Linked DNA regions of Mus musculus: region 2 is linked to region 1. Evidence: chromatin loops called from intact Hi-C (ENCODE). Cell type or tissue: left cerebral cortex. All regions are shown on one strand. Each heading gives the region's core, and the rest is flanking DNA. Links, peaks and the distances in the headings are about the cores only.

What was found. Hi-C counts contacts between places; a loop is a spot of excess contacts. Peaks named below come from ENCODE experiments on the same cell type or tissue, not always from the same donor. Only the 100,000 strongest peaks of a DNase experiment are listed, where the experiment ranks them.
Region 2: a loop joins it to region 1, with 2.5 times the contacts of the local background. A loop is called at or near these places in 4 of 42 quality-filtered maps.

The regions. Positions count from the first base shown.
Region 1 is chr1:160,076,225-160,084,555 of GRCm38, forward strand. 4930523C07Rik (RIKEN cDNA 4930523C07 gene) reads left to right here. Exons shown (of 3, transcript NM_001162896.1): 3 at 1-2,363. 4930562F07Rik (RIKEN cDNA 4930562F07 gene) reads right to left here and starts at 1,761. Exons shown (of 3, transcript NR_038031.1): 1 at 1,705-1,761; 2 at 1,159-1,266. In left cerebral cortex, for the core only: a CTCF peak has its summit at 5,029 (motif pointing left); DNase peaks (open chromatin) are centred at 5,017 and 6,643.
Region 2 is chr1:159,676,735-159,685,065 of GRCm38, forward strand. All of the region lies in intron 1 of Tnr (tenascin R), which reads left to right. Among named protein-coding and RNA genes, the nearest start is that of Gm31348, 100 kb to the right of the region's middle. In left cerebral cortex, for the core only: no CTCF peak of the experiment used is centred there; DNase peaks (open chromatin) are centred at 1,659 and 4,683.

The DNA.
Region 1 (8,331 bases), core at 44-8,043:
CCATAACTACTCAGCAAGGTGCCCTTTTCTAAGCAGTGATGAACAGCTCTTGGCAGTGACTATGAGAAAGCTATGGAAACCCACATATTCACTTCACTGGATTGCAGGTGTGTACCCACGAGATGTAATATAGAGATAGAAAGCGTAAGGAGAGATGCCTCGCATGAGCTAGCTATAATCCGTGTGACCAAGGGCTTCCAGAAAGAAACCAAGTAAGATCATCCCAAGTCCAGTCTCATAACCATCACACATGCACACATACACTTGCACATGCACACGCATACACAACACAACACATACCAGAAGCAATCCTGTGTTGGTAGCAGTGCATAATGTATTGCCAGTGGGAGGTAGAAGCCATAGTTTAAATGAAAGATAAAACTATAAAGGTATCTGTTGCTATTTATGTTGATGCTCAGGCAAATGTCTTGTACACAGTAGGTACTCATAACTGTGGATGGATATGCAATGATGCTAAGGATAACTTGTAATACCTCACAATTCAACCTGAGTGACCTACTCTTTTAAGACACGCCATTAACTGCTACAGAAGGTGAGGCAAGGCATTGAGACCAGGGTTGATTGACATATGTGCCCTGTGGTACCTGAAGCCATGCCACTTTCTGAGTGGAAGAGAGCCTTTCCTCCCCAGTCAAAGAAAACAAATTGCTTGGCATTTTGATTGTATTGTGGCCATGTTACAAAGGCAGAGAATTCCCAGCTTGGAAGCGATTATACTCCAACGGCTCATTTGCACATCTACTGGGGAGCTCTATAAATATTGTCCCCATGGAGACCATTATAGACAGTAGAAAAATCACTGTCTAATTAATGACATAGCCAAATTATGACATTACAGCAGCAAGAAAAAAATTCCCAAAATTGATGAGACTGTATGAATGTAAAGTTGTACTCTACTTGCTCAGCTGGGCCACCTGGTACTCATGTCTACTCCCGATGTGCTCCAGGCCCTTGGAGGGTAGCTACCTAATGGTGGCTACCTGGGCCTTCTAGCAGACAGTCACATTTCACCCGCTCATCCTACATCACCTCAATGCCACTAGGCACTCAAGCCTTCCACCCTCAGGCCTCTTTGACCAAAGCAACACTTCCTGATTCTCTGCCCCCTTGTCACATAGGGAGCTGGTTGTGGATTACCTGGCTGTCCTCCGCATGTCACAGAATGACCAGTCTTCTCCCCTTCTCTGCCAATTGGTACCCACCAGATGCTCTTCCCACTTCTCTCAGTTGCCCTAAGACAGAAGACTTGGGGGTAGAGGTGAAGACACAGCAGAAATGGGATGTCAGATAACAGTCTGCAAGGATGGATCGCCGGAATCAGGGACCATACAAATTACACGGTTTCCGTGACAACTGGCTGCCAGTTTGAATTAAGACAGCAGTCAGTTGTCCCTGATTGCCATAACAAAGCCCCTGACTCTGGACACAAGTGTACCTACTGCTTTCTAACCAAATAGACTTGAGCCAGTTCCTGACATAAACCATCCAGAAAGGCAGTTCCCAGTTGCTTCTATATCCTGGAATCCCAACCGTGACTGGATCACCTCTTCCTGTCGCAGACTCTCCGACAGCCTTGATAGAGCACTTAGGATGATACAGGGCCCATGAAGTGATAGGCCCTCCCATAGACACCAGAGAGCAGAAGCCCAAAGTATTGCTTGGTGCCCTGTCGCCCTGCCTCACCCTGACAATTCTTCTCATATTACTGCTTCTCCTTGCATCATGCCAATTCATTCCTTTATGACTCTACAGACACTGTTTCCCTTGGTCTATTCCAGAGTTGCCACGGATACAGTCCTAGGGTAAGGTGCTTGGGACTTGTGCCTACCTGATCCATCTGGGGACAGTAAGTTCATGAAGAACCTAAGAGGCCCCAGGGGGCTGGAGGAATGGCTCAGCAGTTAAGAGCACTTGTTGCTTCTGTAGAAGACCCAAGTACCAGACATGCATGTGGTACACATGTATACATGCAGGCAAACCACTCATACACATAAAATAAATCTTTTTCGAAAATTTGAAAAGAAGATGCATAAAGAAGAGACCTTCTCAACTGGCATGGACTTGGGCATTGGGGTTGTCCCCACCCACACTGGACTTCTGGCCTGCCTTAGTCACACTCAGAAACAGTCAGAGGGGTCTTTATCCAGTGTCCAATAGACTTTTTTTGATTTCTTGGGAAGAGGAAAAAGAACAGGAAGATGTAAAGAAAAGCCAGTCACTTTTTCAAGAAATGAATCGCTCATATGAATGATCGAAGCTGTACAGTATTTGTCAGTGTTTTGTTTTCTGTAAAATTCAAATACATATAAAAGTTTATTTAAATAAATGTTTTGAAAATGAAATCCTCCTCGCACGTTGGATTGAGTCACTGGCTTACCGCTGAGATATTATTCTCACACAGAATTGACAGAAGCAGAGGCTCTTCCTGCCTGGTCCCTGGCCTCCTAGAATCTCAGGTCTGAGGACCAGAAATGTGGCATCTCTCCCTTCTACGCAAAGCAGGCGACTTTGGAAGCTGAACTGAGCAACAACGGCTGCAGAAAACATACTGATGTTCCCTGGCGACACTTAGAAAACATTTCTCCACTGAAGTCCATGTCTTTCATAGGAAAAGGAAGAAATAACCTTTGGGTTAATCTGGTGCTAAGAAACAAAGGACCAAGGGACACAGATACCTGTGTCTATGTGCATGTATTTATATAAGCACATTTATCCTTTTTCTAAGTCAACCACAACTTTGCCCTAGTTAGAAAATGAAATGACTTGGATGCTCTTGATTCCTTTCCCAACAATGCTTACCTAGAGTGCGGGCCAACAGAAACAAGATGGTGAAATGTTCCCGACTGGCACTGCCCAATCTGGTACTATTAGCCACATGTGGCTCTGTTCATTAAAATTAAATTAGATTAAAAGTCCAGAGCTCAATTATGCCAGCCATATTTCAAGCACTCAATAGCCACCCTATGGCTAGGAACACCACCCTGAATGGCAGAGGCTAGCATCTTGTGGAAAGAGTAATTCAGTGTTAGTGAACAGCTGCGCTGTTTAACGGAAGCTTGAGAAGGAAGACCCACGGCGCAGCTGCACACTTCCTGTCTTGCCCAAGGCAGGCTGTTTCGCAGTTTCGGCTGATCCTTCAGCTTTTCTCCTATCACTACAAAGCTATGACAACCAGGGGACAGAGTATTTTCATTCAACCTGCTATTCAAGTCTCTAGAATATTGCGAAAGTTTCTGATGCAGAGGAGGGGCCGCCCAGAGGCGATAGTGCAACTCCCAGGCATCTCATTGGCTCACCACCCTTCCAGCTCCATCAGCTCTGCCTGCTCAGGCTCACCCACACTCGGAGCGTTAGGACAGAGTTGCGCAATGCAACCATCCATTAGCATTCTCAACTGACTGGAGTACTCTGCTGCCTGCTTGCCCTTTGCCCTTAAGATTATTCTTGAATTCAAAGTCACAGGCACACAAGCTTGAACAGCAGCAGCAACAAAACTCCCTTCGGACAACTTACTGTATCGGTCATAGGTTCAACTTATTGAATTGTTTTCAGATTCCCATGGGGCCAAGCATCACGATTTATTCAGTAATGGCAGGGCATGCATATCAAAGGATTTTAGCTCTTTCGAGGTGCCAAGTCCACTGAGCCCATACTACAGTATTTGTCCTGAAGGGTCACAACTGGCCTAAAGGAACAAACCACAACCATATAACGTGTTTGTCACTTTCCCAGAGGGACACATCCACCAAGACTAGCATCAAGTCAGGCTGGCAAAGAGTTGCACTGGGTGAGCGGAGAAAGGATGCTATTGGCAGAATAGACGAGAGTCCCTGAGCACCGAGGGCTGGGGCTGAGGACTAGGGCTGTCCAGATCCTGGGACCCACACCAGTTCTCACATGTAATTTATGCCTGTGATGTTACCTCCATATTAAAACTTATCTTCAGAAATTAAATGGAGAAATACATAAAAAAAAAAAGAAAAACCACTTAGCACTGAGCCTGGCTTAAGTGCTCAAGTTAAGTGTCATTAATGAAGGAAAACCATGGTTTGTGTTCTAGAAATCAAAAAAGAAATGTATGGAGGAAGGCGTGGAATTACCCACACTCCAGCAACCTCCTTGTCTTTCACCAGCCTTTCTCTCTCTTCCACCCATGATCTGTCATAGTCCTCTTGACAATTCACAGAAAACCAGCCTTACAACAGGCTCTTCATATCTCCTAGTGAGGAAAAAAAGCATGCAAAAGTTTCGAATGCTGTTGGTGCAGAGGTCTCAGGTTTGGTTCTCAGGCCCTCATAGCAGCTAACAACCATCTGTAATTCCAGTTCCAGGGGAGCCAACATTCTTTTCTAGCCTCATGGGCACCAAGCATGTGCCTGTGTATATACATATACAAAGACAGAAAACACTTGGGCACATAAAATCAAATAAGTAATTCTAAAATAAATCTTTTTAAAACGTTAAAAAAGCTGGCAAGCCAAATATAATAAGAGCTAAAGTTTACAGGCTTCAGAACTATTCTTTGCTGTCTTTATATATAATTATATAGAAGTTTGTCTTCTATAAATGAGCAGGGTTTTATGAGCTAACCTGGTAACCTTATTTATATAACACTGGAACTGGAACTTAAAGTGTCCTCAGAAACAATTCACTCACAGGGGCATTTTAGGAAGAGTTTTGAAATATCCCTGGAACTTTCTACACACTGACCAGCCTAGCACACTGTGATAGAGAGGTTGCAGGCTAGACACAACCAAGAATGAGCTAGGCAACCCCTTCCAGGGGGTGCCTGCTTACCTGTTGTGTTAATCCAGGTAGAAACACTGCCGGAGAAACCACTAAGTGCAGGTTGGATGCTGACTTGGCCCCACTGGGTAACTCTTAAGACAGAGTTACCCAGGAAGGAACAGAGAAGTGGGGACCCTTCCAGAACCTCCCTTTGTGGGAGAGTCTCTCTTGATTTGAAAGGCACCTGATAAGACAACACTGCCATCTACTGGCAAGAGTGGATATAGCAGCCTGCTTGCCCCAGACTGCAGGCGCCAACCTGATTGATTGGTTCCCATCATCTCTGTTGATCCTCTCCTTGACCCTGGTGGAAGACCTAAGGTAGTGAAGACATGTAAGTTTTTTGGTTTTTTTTTTAAATGGGAGGACCTTTTCTAATAACTAAGTTTCACCAGCAGCTTTTCACCACGTTTTCTTCTAGTTCTTTGCATGCCTCCTTGTCTGCATGCTCTCTCTTTGCACAACCCACACCTAAATTGTGTGTGTGTGTTTGTCTGTCTCTGCCTCTCTCTCTTTATTTTCTTCTGTTTCTCTCTTTCTCCCCCTTCCTCACTCTCTCCTGCAGTATATTCCAGCTTCAGTAGCCCTTGAATCCCCAATAATTGTAAGTTATAAAACGGAACACTCAAACTCAACAAACACAAATGCCAAGCCATTTCCAGAGGTAGCAGCCGTGACACATAAACATCTTCAAGCTCTGTGGTCACAGGCTGGCCTCTGAAGCCAGTCCTCCCTCACTCCTGCTGATTCTATAGATCCCCTTCTGACACAGACCAAGGGACTCAGTACTACTTGGAGAACTATTACAGCAGCTGTGAGCTGGTCTGCGAGCCTCCCCACTTCCCCCTAGACCACACCCCTTGTGGATGGGCAAGGGGCACAGACAGAAGGAATGACTTCTGACTTTCTGAATCACAGTGGAGTAACTATGGCTGACAAGGACTAACTGTGTATTCCAAAGCAACCGGTAGAGAGGTCTATGCATGTTCTCCACACCAAGGTATGATATATGTCAGCAGTGATAGAGATGCCTGTCACCTGCGCTGACCACTTCACATATACGTGCATATTGGAATGGCATGCTTTACCCCACAGATTTGTGTCAACCAAAGATAACACAAGGGCCGGGAGATAGCTCCGTGGAAGAAGTGATTGCTACTCAGGTGTGAGGACTTGATGGTTGGGCATGGCAGCCCCACCTGAAGTAAATCCTTATACTCTGGAGACAGAACAAACTGGCTGGCTAGACTGCCCACATCGGCGAGTTCTGGGTTCAGAATAAGAGCCTGTCTCAGGAAATGAAGTAGAAAGTAGCAAAAGGAGACCCAGGGTAATGTCCTATATACACACTTGTCCATACATGTGAACACACATGCACACGCATGCATACACACACAATTTTCTAAGTAGTTTTCAAAATCCCCACTCTGTGGCCCTCCTCAACCTGTCACCAAACTAATATTTCCAAAATACAAGCCTCCCGTGTCACTTCAAGGTTTCGAAGCCTCTGAGAGCTCTCCGCCATTCAAAGGCTTATGTGGGAACAATGACTCTCACCCCTGAGTTGATGTTAGAGGCCCCTGGGGAACTTTGAAAAGCTCAGGTGCGTAGAACTCACTAGAGACCCACTGGAATGGGACCTGTGAAGGGGCAATGAGCAGAAGGACACACATCAAAGCTCATGCTGGCTCTGAATGGCAATGTGACCTGACAGCCATTGCAGCAATGACCCCCTGCCTGTCCTTCCCACTGGCTCCCTGGGCTCCTCAACCACTGAGAAGCCACACTGCCTCCCCCATACTGTCCATGTGCAGCCTGGCTCTCTCAGATGTCTGGCTGCTTCCCTCATGACTCAGTCTGTCTTTCTATGTGGGACTGTGATGGGCAGCCTATTTTGGTTGAATGGGGCTTGCTCCAGTGACCCAATAGAGAAATCTACAAGGGACAGAAAGGCGAGCCACATTCACAGAATCAGGTGTCTGTCCATAATTCTGTGACTAAGTCACACCAACAATGTCCCAAGCTTCTGGCATTCTGACTAGACTCCACCCCACAGTTACCTGACTATAGCCTAGGTACGCTCCTCCCCACAGTTACCTGGCAACAGCCTGATAGCCCAGCCCACTATAAGAGGGGCTGCTTGGCCCCCTCCTCACTCTCTTAAGCCCTCATCTTTCTTACTCTCTAGTTCTCTTTCTCTCTTTCCCTTCCCCCCTCTCTTCACATGGCCATGGCTGGTCTCTCTCTCTTTCTACCTTCCCTCCTTTCTCCCTGCCTTTCTACAATAAAGCTCTAAAACCATATGTCTCTAATTATCAAGGCCTGCCGTGCTTGAAGGATGGGATGGGCCGAGTCTAACATCCCGCCAGAAGGCCATCCTGTGCTCCAGCCACAGACCTGACCAAGGACTCTCACCCTTGTGGGAACCATCCAGCGCCCCTCCCCCTGCCCATTCCTCCCCTCATCTCCAGGGCCAAGTGCTGCTGGGGCCCCTATTCTGTTCTCAGCTCCTCCACCATATCCAGCGTGGGATACCAGAGGCTGAGAACCTGGTACCTGGGGCTGCCCCTTGTCCACCACCCGCCATTTGGGGTCAGTGGCTTAACACAGCCAGATGCCCACCCAGGGCCATGTGAAAAGCAGTCCACCCGCATCTGCCTGCCCAGAGCACCGGAACTCCCTTTCCCCCACACCCACGGCCCTGCATTTCTAGATCTGATGCCATCACTACAGCCCCCTAAAGCCTTTGTGGTGGGATTAGATGCACACACACACACTCTCTCTCTGTCTCTCTCTCTCTGTCTCTCTCTCTGTCTCTCTCTCTCTCTCTCTTAGTGACTCACTTTTTCCTTAAACCACCACCGTCCTGACTTGTTTTCTATCTTCCAGAAGTTCTAAGAGTTGACCAGGGCCAGTAGCTTGGTTGCTCCTCTCTGCCCTGTGTATGCACAGAATAGATAACACTTTGGAAACTTTACCGCTGTTTGTAGGACAGATGCTCTGCTCCTGGCTTCTAGTGTATCCTCACTTCTCACGTCCCCTTTCACATTGGGCCATCCTGAAGCATGGGATGGCCTCCTTTAAGCTTGGAATAAACTGCTGGATGGACCATGCTAGAGCAAGGGGCAGCATGCAGGAAGGGTGGGGGCTGGGATGTTGCCCACTCTATAAACACTCTGAAATGAACTTCCCAGATTTCCTTTTCTGCTCAGAGTAAACTATTTGAAGGTCAGCTGAAATTTCTCCATGGCAACAAAGGACCTATAAGCAAAAAGATGCTAAAACAGCTTCAGTCTCCCACACAGGTCAGTTCAGTGGCCAAACCCTGGGGTTAATGAACCTAAGATGGGCATGGTGCCATCTGGTGCCATCAAAGCCTCCTCCAGAACAAAGACTATGGGTCACTGATTTGGCTATAGATCTGCACAGACATAGAGAGGCCAGCAATCCTAGGAGCAGTTAGAATGAGTCATAACATCTGAAGAGGGAGTCCACAATCTAGCCTGTGATGGTTTGAATAAG
Region 2 (8,331 bases), core at 193-8,192, 400 kb before region 1:
GTCAGGCAAGGAATCTAAACCTCTGTGCATTCAGGTTCCACGGCTGTCACTTGGAGAAATCCCTCCTTTTCTTGAGACATGTCGAGTGCTGTCAGTTCTTGTCCTGCATTGTTTGGACCCCACAGACAGAGCTCAGGCTGTCAGGCTTGGCAGCCAGCTCCTGAGCCGCAGACTTAGGAGTGTGGAGTTCTACTTGTATAGGCACTTTTCTTTTAGCTTTGTTTTATGTTTGTTTGCTTTTGAACTTTTTAAAAGTAGATATTTTCTTTATTTACATTTCAAATGTTATCTGCTTTCCTGGTTTCCCCTCCAACCCCCCCCCCCCCCCCACCGCTCACCAACCCACCCACTCCTGCTTCCTGGCCCTGGAATTCCCCTATACTGGGGCATAGAACCTTCACAGGATCAAGGGCCTCTCCTCCCATTGATGACCGACTAGGACATCCTCTGCTACATATGCAGCTAGAGCCATGAGTCCCAGCATGTGTTTTCTTTGCTTGGTGGTTTAGTCCCTGGGAGCTCTGGGGGTACTGGTTAGTTCATATTGTTGTTCCTCCTATGGGGCTGCAAACCCCTTCAGCTCCTTAGGTCCTTTCTCTAGCTCCTTGATTGGGGACCCTGTGCTCCATCCAATGGATGACTGTGAGTATCCACTTCTGTATTAGTCAGGCACTGGCAGAGCCTCTCAGGAGACAGCTATATCAGGCTCTTGTCAGCAAGCTCTTGTTGGCATCCACAAGAGTGTCTGGGTTTGATGGTTGTATATGGGACAGATCCCCAAGTGGGGCAGTCTCTGGATGGTCATTCCTTGGAATCTAATCAAGCCCCAAGGAACTTGGGGATTGGGAGGAAGAGGAGGTTTTGTCCCAGGCCCTCAGCCTATCCACACCTGTCCTGCTGACTTGTGTTGTTTCTTCTCCTATAACAGAAAACTTGAGGCTGGTCAGGGAGTAGAAACTGCTTTCACTTTGAAGTTTAAGATGGCCTAGAGTAAGACACCAGCAACTGGTGGCGGCCTTTTTTCTTTATCACAGGAGGGCAGAGAGCATCATTCAGCTAACCTCAGAGGTGTCTGACACCACATCAAAAGTAGGGTGAAAAGGAACTGCATATAAAGGGAAACCCATGACATAATATTCAGAATATTGTTCTAATTTTGCTTTTGAAGCAAGAAAGAGGGTCCTTTTGATACCTCCCAGAGTTTGTGAATTTAATTGGCTGATGAGCCCTTTGGATAAGTCCTGCCCTGTAGGGTTGTCTGGTATTACTATGGTCTAGGACATGAACAGATCTCTAATTCTGATCCAAGCATGAGAATAGATGTAGATGGATGGATAGGATACATCACATCATCTTATCCGATCATTTACATTTTTCAATCTACAAAATGACAACCCAAGTGAAGTAAGGAACTTTGCCCTAAAGGTGTCAAAGCTTCTGTCATGGAGACAACTGAAGGCCTTGTTCTGTGTAAGCATCGGAACACCCACCACGGGTTCTCTTTTTACCCCCTCCTGGAGGAGAGGATTCCTTACACTTCCCAATCGACAGATTGTTTTTCAACTATAAATATCTGTTTTGGAGGAGGAGCTGGACAAGTGCAAATGCTTGACCCCAGGAAACCCCAATCCATCTGCTCATGGCTGCCAAAGATAGAATTTCTGACGAGCTAGGACCTGCTTCTCTGCCAAGAGACTTCATCGAGATGCCAAGGGAGGATCAGCTTCCTGTTTGGATGGGTCTGAGCTTCTGGGGCTTACTCAAGAGGCTTCTTCTCATGCAGCCACAGCACACACTCGGACATCCCTTGCCCTGAAGGGAGACCCTGGCCATACAGAAATCGAGGACCAGGCTCCCTGACTGTATGCTAGGGGATGTCACTGTCGCACTGAAGACCTATGCTATGCTTGGTCCTGCCTCACACCATGCGGGAGTTTCTATGAGTTTTTAAAAGGCAGCTGTCATGCTTGCTCCTCTGAGCTTTCAGATTTGATGGCTGGCCTGGCAGGGTTCCCATTTGGAAACCTGGAAGGACTTACCATCACTCAGAACCGGGCACCTTTCAGATCACTGTTTGTTTTCAAAGAAGACTTCCCGAGGATGTGAAACCCTTTGTTCTTCTTATAAAACTACCCAGACTCTCCCCATCCTCACTATGGAAAGACAGCACTATGAATTTAAATAAATCCACATGCTATAAGATGATGGGGGATCGGGAAAATATGAGCTCTCCTTGTTTTGACCCCCAAATACAAAATCCACCCCCCTCTCCTCTCCCTCTCTGATTGAAAATAAGAGTAGGTAAAATGTTATGGACATTTTGAGCCTACAAAATGAAACCTGCAAAGAAGATTCTTTGAAAGTGGGTAAAGAGTCCCACAAGCTTCCTTAGTTTGAGAGTTGCAGAAGGAAGAGAGCAGACTCCATGTGCCTGCCACGATTATAATGTGGTAAGACTGCTATTCTTGTGTGGCTCATTAACTAGCTTTAAAGATAATTCCAGGAGAAGTTCAAAGGATATATTGAGCAGTGGGAGAATCAGCCAAGGCATTACTTTGAATGACAGCTTTCCCTGGGTTTCCTGTAAAAAGTTAATCACATTGCATATGCAAGTAGACACCCCCAGGTGTACTGTCTAGCTTCATTCATTAATGATATTCATTTATGGCTTTTCTGAGCCCTTACCCAGTGTATCCCACCATGTCACGTGCTATGGGGCAGACAGCAAACATGGTCCTGTTCGTCTGACCCTTCGATCTTCTCAGAGGGGTTAGGTTGGAAAAGCACAAAACATATGACTGACATGGCAAGACTGAATTTGTCAAAATAATTCACCACACCTCAGAAACGAATGTCAAACTGCATTTTGCATCAGCTACCAGAACCACCTCTCCATTTTTTCTCCCCCCATAGTATCTGCCTGTCCAAATCAGTTTCTCGGTGTGAGAGGGTTCTGGGTCCACTCTATGAGAGAATGTCTGGAGGGTGGAGTTCTCTTCTTTGACTTTGTATTCTCTCTTTTATGCCATTCGGGCTTTAGCATCTTGCAAAAGGTTCTCTGGTGTGTCTAGGTTGCTATGGGGACCAATAACATCCTTAAAAACAGTAGTGGAAGGAGTTACAGAGACAAAGTTTGGAGCTGTGATGAAAGGATGGACCATCTAGAGACTGCCATATCTGGGGATCCATCCCATAACCAGCTTCCAAACGCTGACACCATTGCATACACTAGCAAGATTTTGCTGAAAGGACCCAGATATAGCTGTCTCTTGTGAGGCTATGCCGGGGCCTAGCAAAGACAGAAGTGGATGCTCACAGTCAGCTATAGGATGGATCACAGGGCTCCCAATGGAGGAGCTAGAGAAAGTACCCAAGAAGCTAAAGGGATCTGCAAGCCTATAGGTGGAACAACAATATGAACTAACCAGTAACCCCCTGGAGCTTGTGTCTCTAGCTGCATATGAATCACTGGAAAAAGTGGCCCATTAGTCGTGCAAACTTTATATGCCCCAGTACAGGGGAACGACAGGGCCAAGAAGTAGGAGTGGGTGGGTGGGGGAGTGGGTGGGGGAGCGTGTGGGGGACTTTTGGGATAGCATTGGAAATGTAAATGAAATAAAACCCAATTTAAAAATAAAGGAAAAAAAAACAGTAGCTGACCCTGGAAGGAGAAGTAAGAGGGGGAAAGAAAATGAATGGAAGGATAAAAGGCAGAACCTACCAGAGATAAGAATCAGAGTTATTTCCCAAAGAGGAAAGACAGTAGAAAATAAGGGATTTGGGAGTGGTACACTTTTCTCCTCTCTAGATTCATGGCTCTAGAAATCCACCCTGGCCTCTCAGTCTCCAGCCTTGCATCCTCCTGGTCATTTTACAAACCATCATTCAGAATTCTAACTTTATCCTGCTTCTCAGAACTCTCTGTGGGTTACCACGGAGGCAAGCAAAGTCCAAGCTCCCAACTTTGACCACTCATTATCCATACAAATTCCCTGCACCGTCTGCCCATTGCTGGACTTTTGAAACTTGTAGTTACCTAAATGCATTGTGTTCTTGGCCAAGCCTTCTCTTTTGCCTAGACTGCATTCCCTATCCACCCAAGGAACTCACCCACTCACCAGCTCCCTGCAGACTTTACCCCCTTCCCTTGACTCTTCCTCATCCCCACTGCCTATAGCACTCCCTAGTCCTTATAAAATGCCTTGTATTGTATGTTAGCTACACAATTATTGAATCTTAATTGCAAGAAGGTAAGAAGGAGGGAGGTAGAGAGGGAGGGAAGGAGGGATACAGAGGGGGAGGGGAGGGGAGGGGAGGGGAGGGGAGGGGAGGGAGGTAAAACAGGAAACAAGATTACTCCCTTTATTTTTTGGCCCAGATTAAACAAATGTTTATAACGAGTTGTCATGAATGATAGTTATATTCCTCACTTGAGACAGTTATCTGGATGAAACACTGAGTGGTGGTGGAGAGGCACATTATTTAATTTTCGAGATTCTGATATAACTACATTTCTCCCCCCTGTCCTCTCTCCAAACACTCCCATATGAGAGGCACTTCTTGACACTTGGTAGCACTACTGTGGGCAAGGGACTGGGGTGATAGCTTCAGTTCTTGGCAGGAGAGGAGAGAATTTTCTGCCCAGAAAGAACACAACTCCACTAAGGCTGTTGACCACCCTAGCCCTGGCTCCAGCATCAAAGACTGCAGAAGCCGTTCACCCTCTCTGCCAGCCACGGGGGCTGGCATCTCCTGACTGGCTCTCATTCAGGTGCCTCTCTGTAACAAGTGCAGAAAAAAAGTGGCAAAGTTCAGACCAGGTTTCCATGTGTTCTCATTCTAGCTTGGCTTTGGGGTCTCCTCACTAAGCCATGTCCTGGTGCCCTTTAGCATCCAGAGCCAGAGGCAGTAGGAGGCATGGCTAATCCTGGAGCCTCCCTCTCACTCATTGGTGGTCCAGCTGTGATGCAGTCATCTCCTTCCTCCCTGCTGGTCAGAGCATCTATCTGGGTAATGTGCTTATCTTTCTGCTCCTGTCATTTTCACCTTCTTTCCATTGCACTATTTGCACTGTTTATATTTTCTGTCTATTCTGTTTTATGGGCCCTTTCCATCCACAGCATCTATCCTGTTGCTACTGTGATCTATTTATATTCCTTGCAGTGGCTGACTTCCCTTTCCTTTTAAATCTCCTTTATCAATCTTGTTTACCTTCTCTATCAGCCCTTTCATCTTGCAATTATCTAGTTATCCATACAGCTAAACTGCCCTCCCTCTCCATCTCTGTCCTTAGCTTGTACTTGGATCTACTTGGAGCCTTCCTGCTTTATGCTTACCTCCTATTTCCTGCATTTGACCAGTGACCCCTGTTCAACTCCCTTGGGCAAGACATGCTCAGCTAGACACCCGCTGCTATAGACAGGAGATCTGAGTCCATTTACTACGAATAGCAGGAGCTGCTATGCCTTGGGTATCCTGTTCACACAAGACCCGGAGCTGGGTCTTCATTTCCTGTGTGCTGCAACATTTCTAGGCAATTTCCTCCCATGTTACCGAGGAGGGGTAGAGGCTCAGGGAGGTGAAGTGACTGGCTGAGGGTCACACAGTTAATAAGTGCAATATTGACAGCCCACTCCTAGTTATCTGCATGAGCAATGGCATTGATAATCTTTGCCTGCAGAAAAAAATGTAAAACTCATCCCTAATAGGCTTGGGAATACAGCATCTGGGGCAGCAGGTTTTCCTCCTGGTGCAGCTCTGCTGCAGCTGATAATCAAGCATGGGGCAAGAAAAGCTGATGTGTGGAATGTCAGTGCCGCAGATTCTGAAACCGTGAGATCCTATCATGAATGTGTCATAGAGGCAGTGTGGCTCTCTGCAGGGGAAAGGCCTGAATCATGGCTACCAGCCTCTGTGCCAGCCCTGCTGTCCCAAGCTCCCATCCCCAGTTCCGTGGCAGTTGCCATTCCACACAGCCATGCTGACCAAGCTTTCATATGGCGATAAAAGACACCTAGTACATGCCAAAGGATGGCACCCCAAGATTCCATGGCCCAGAATAAACCATGGAGAGATCATTGATCAGCCCCCAGTGATGATTCGTATTAAATGCTAACTTGACAGAATTTAGACTTACCTGGGAGATGGGCCATTGGACATACAGGTGTGTATGTGGGTGGATTATCTTATTTGTGTTAAGTGATGTGGAAATATCCATTTCTATTATGGTCAGGAGTATTTACTGACAAGGGATGCAGGCCTTCAGAAAATAGAGAAAACAAGCAGCGTGCATTTGCTGCTCTGTGTTCCTGATTGCACATTTGATATGACCAGCTTCTTCAAGCTCCTGGAGCCTTGGCTACCACTGACCATGACGACTGTATCACTTACCTGTGAGCCTGACTAAGCCCTTTCTCCCCTGTGTTGCTTTTGTTGGGGTATTTCATCTCAACACTAGGGCAAGAAACTAAGGCAAGACTCCCTTTCAATGTGTTAGATAGCAAAGAGATTCCAGAAAGGAAATGGGATGAGATGGAAGCGAGTGGATCAGGCCAATTAGAAGTCAATCAACAATCAATCAATTAATTAATCGAGCAAGCAAGCTTGGTGAGCTAAACAGGGATCAGAAGGACAGAGAAAATCAATAAAGAAAGGAAAGCTAGCACTATATGGGGGAAGCTAGTGAGTTCTCTGAAGGCAGCCTTCTGAGTTTTCCCCTATCAGGAAGAGTTGGCCAGTGTGCATGCCCCTCCCCCATGGCCCACCTGCCGTATGGAATACATGTTTAACTCTGAGCATGGACTTTCTTCCCTAACAGATTATGGCAACAGAGCCCCCTAATCATAATACATATAGTATACAGGAATAAATTGAAACCCCCCAGGGGGCGGCTTGCTTTCTTCCCTAATCACTACAGTTTTATGCTAAGCCTTAAAGGGGTTTGTGTAGTACAGAGGCAGAAAGCCCAGTCACTTACATAGAACAAGGCAGTGAAGAGTTAGGAACACATCCCAGCACTGACTGGGAGCACGGACGGGGTGGGGGAGGGGTCTTATCCTGGTATGAGAGATGAAGAAGGCTTGCTGAAGATGGTGGCATTTATGCTGGGTCTGTTAAAATACCGAAGAGAAATGCAGACATTTTAAATCAATGGACTTTAACAAGGTACAAGGATGTTCATGAAATATTCCCTAGCTTGGGGTGATGCACTGGGAATGTTGATAGAGGAGGAAGAGGAGGAAGAGGAGGAGGAGAAAGAGGAGGAGGGAAGTTGTTTTGTGTGAGGAGCTGATTTTGGGAAGTATACATTCTGCCTCCGTTGTGTCTTTGTAGCCACTGTGTTTGGCACAGCCATGGTTGGTCCTCCAAGAACACGTTCAGTTGTGTGTGATGCAATGACAGAAGTAACCATAAGGATGCAGATGCGGCTTTCTGAGGCCCAGCCAACAGTCACCGTGAAGCTGAGTGGCAAGGACCAGAACCCTGAAACTGAGAGCATTTCTCCCTATACGTTCCCCTCTCCTCCCAGCTTTCCAAACCCTCACCATCTGACTTTGTACCTCTTTCAAATGAAACAGGTTGCATATTGCTGAGCTGACAGAGGCTCCCTACCCAGACTAATAGAGCCCGCCACACGGAAGTAATTTCTTGTTAAACTTCTATCCAGTGAAATCCAACCACTGCACACAGCAGGCCCGGCTGTGCTGGTACTGCCAGCCTGCCACCGAGGCGCAAGGGAATAAAGGAAAATGCTTAGCATTAAATTTCATGTAAATCAGACTTTATTTGCTCTGGTGACAGGTTATTACCTTCTGCAGGGAACGAGGGGAGAAACGGCTGCCACTGAAGACAGAGTTCCCCCAGTGAGCTTCCATAGCAGCCTCTTGCAGCAGGCATGCCTAACTCACCTGCTTTGCCCCACCCATCCACTCTGCTACCTTCTCTGTAAATGGCCAGGGTCTACAGGCTCTTCTTGGCATAGAAGCCCTGCCTACACAGCCTTCCTGATGCTTCAGAGATGGTCACTATTTATGTGGACTTCCCCACTAAGGACATTGGGCACTCTTCACCTTGCTTTGTGGCTCAGTCTATCTCCCACCAAGAACATTCTATATAGCAATAAACTCATTCAGACTCAGCTCACTCCAAAGCCTCCAGTCTTGCCTTGCCACCCAGCCTTTGATACTCCTCCCTTTGAGTTTTGTTCATCTTTTACCCCTGGTCCACCTCTCTTGACTGATACACTTCTACACGCAACCAACATGTTTATGGAGAAGCTGTGTACTTAAAATGATGGTTTGCCTCTTCCTGATGTATATTACTGATCTCCTC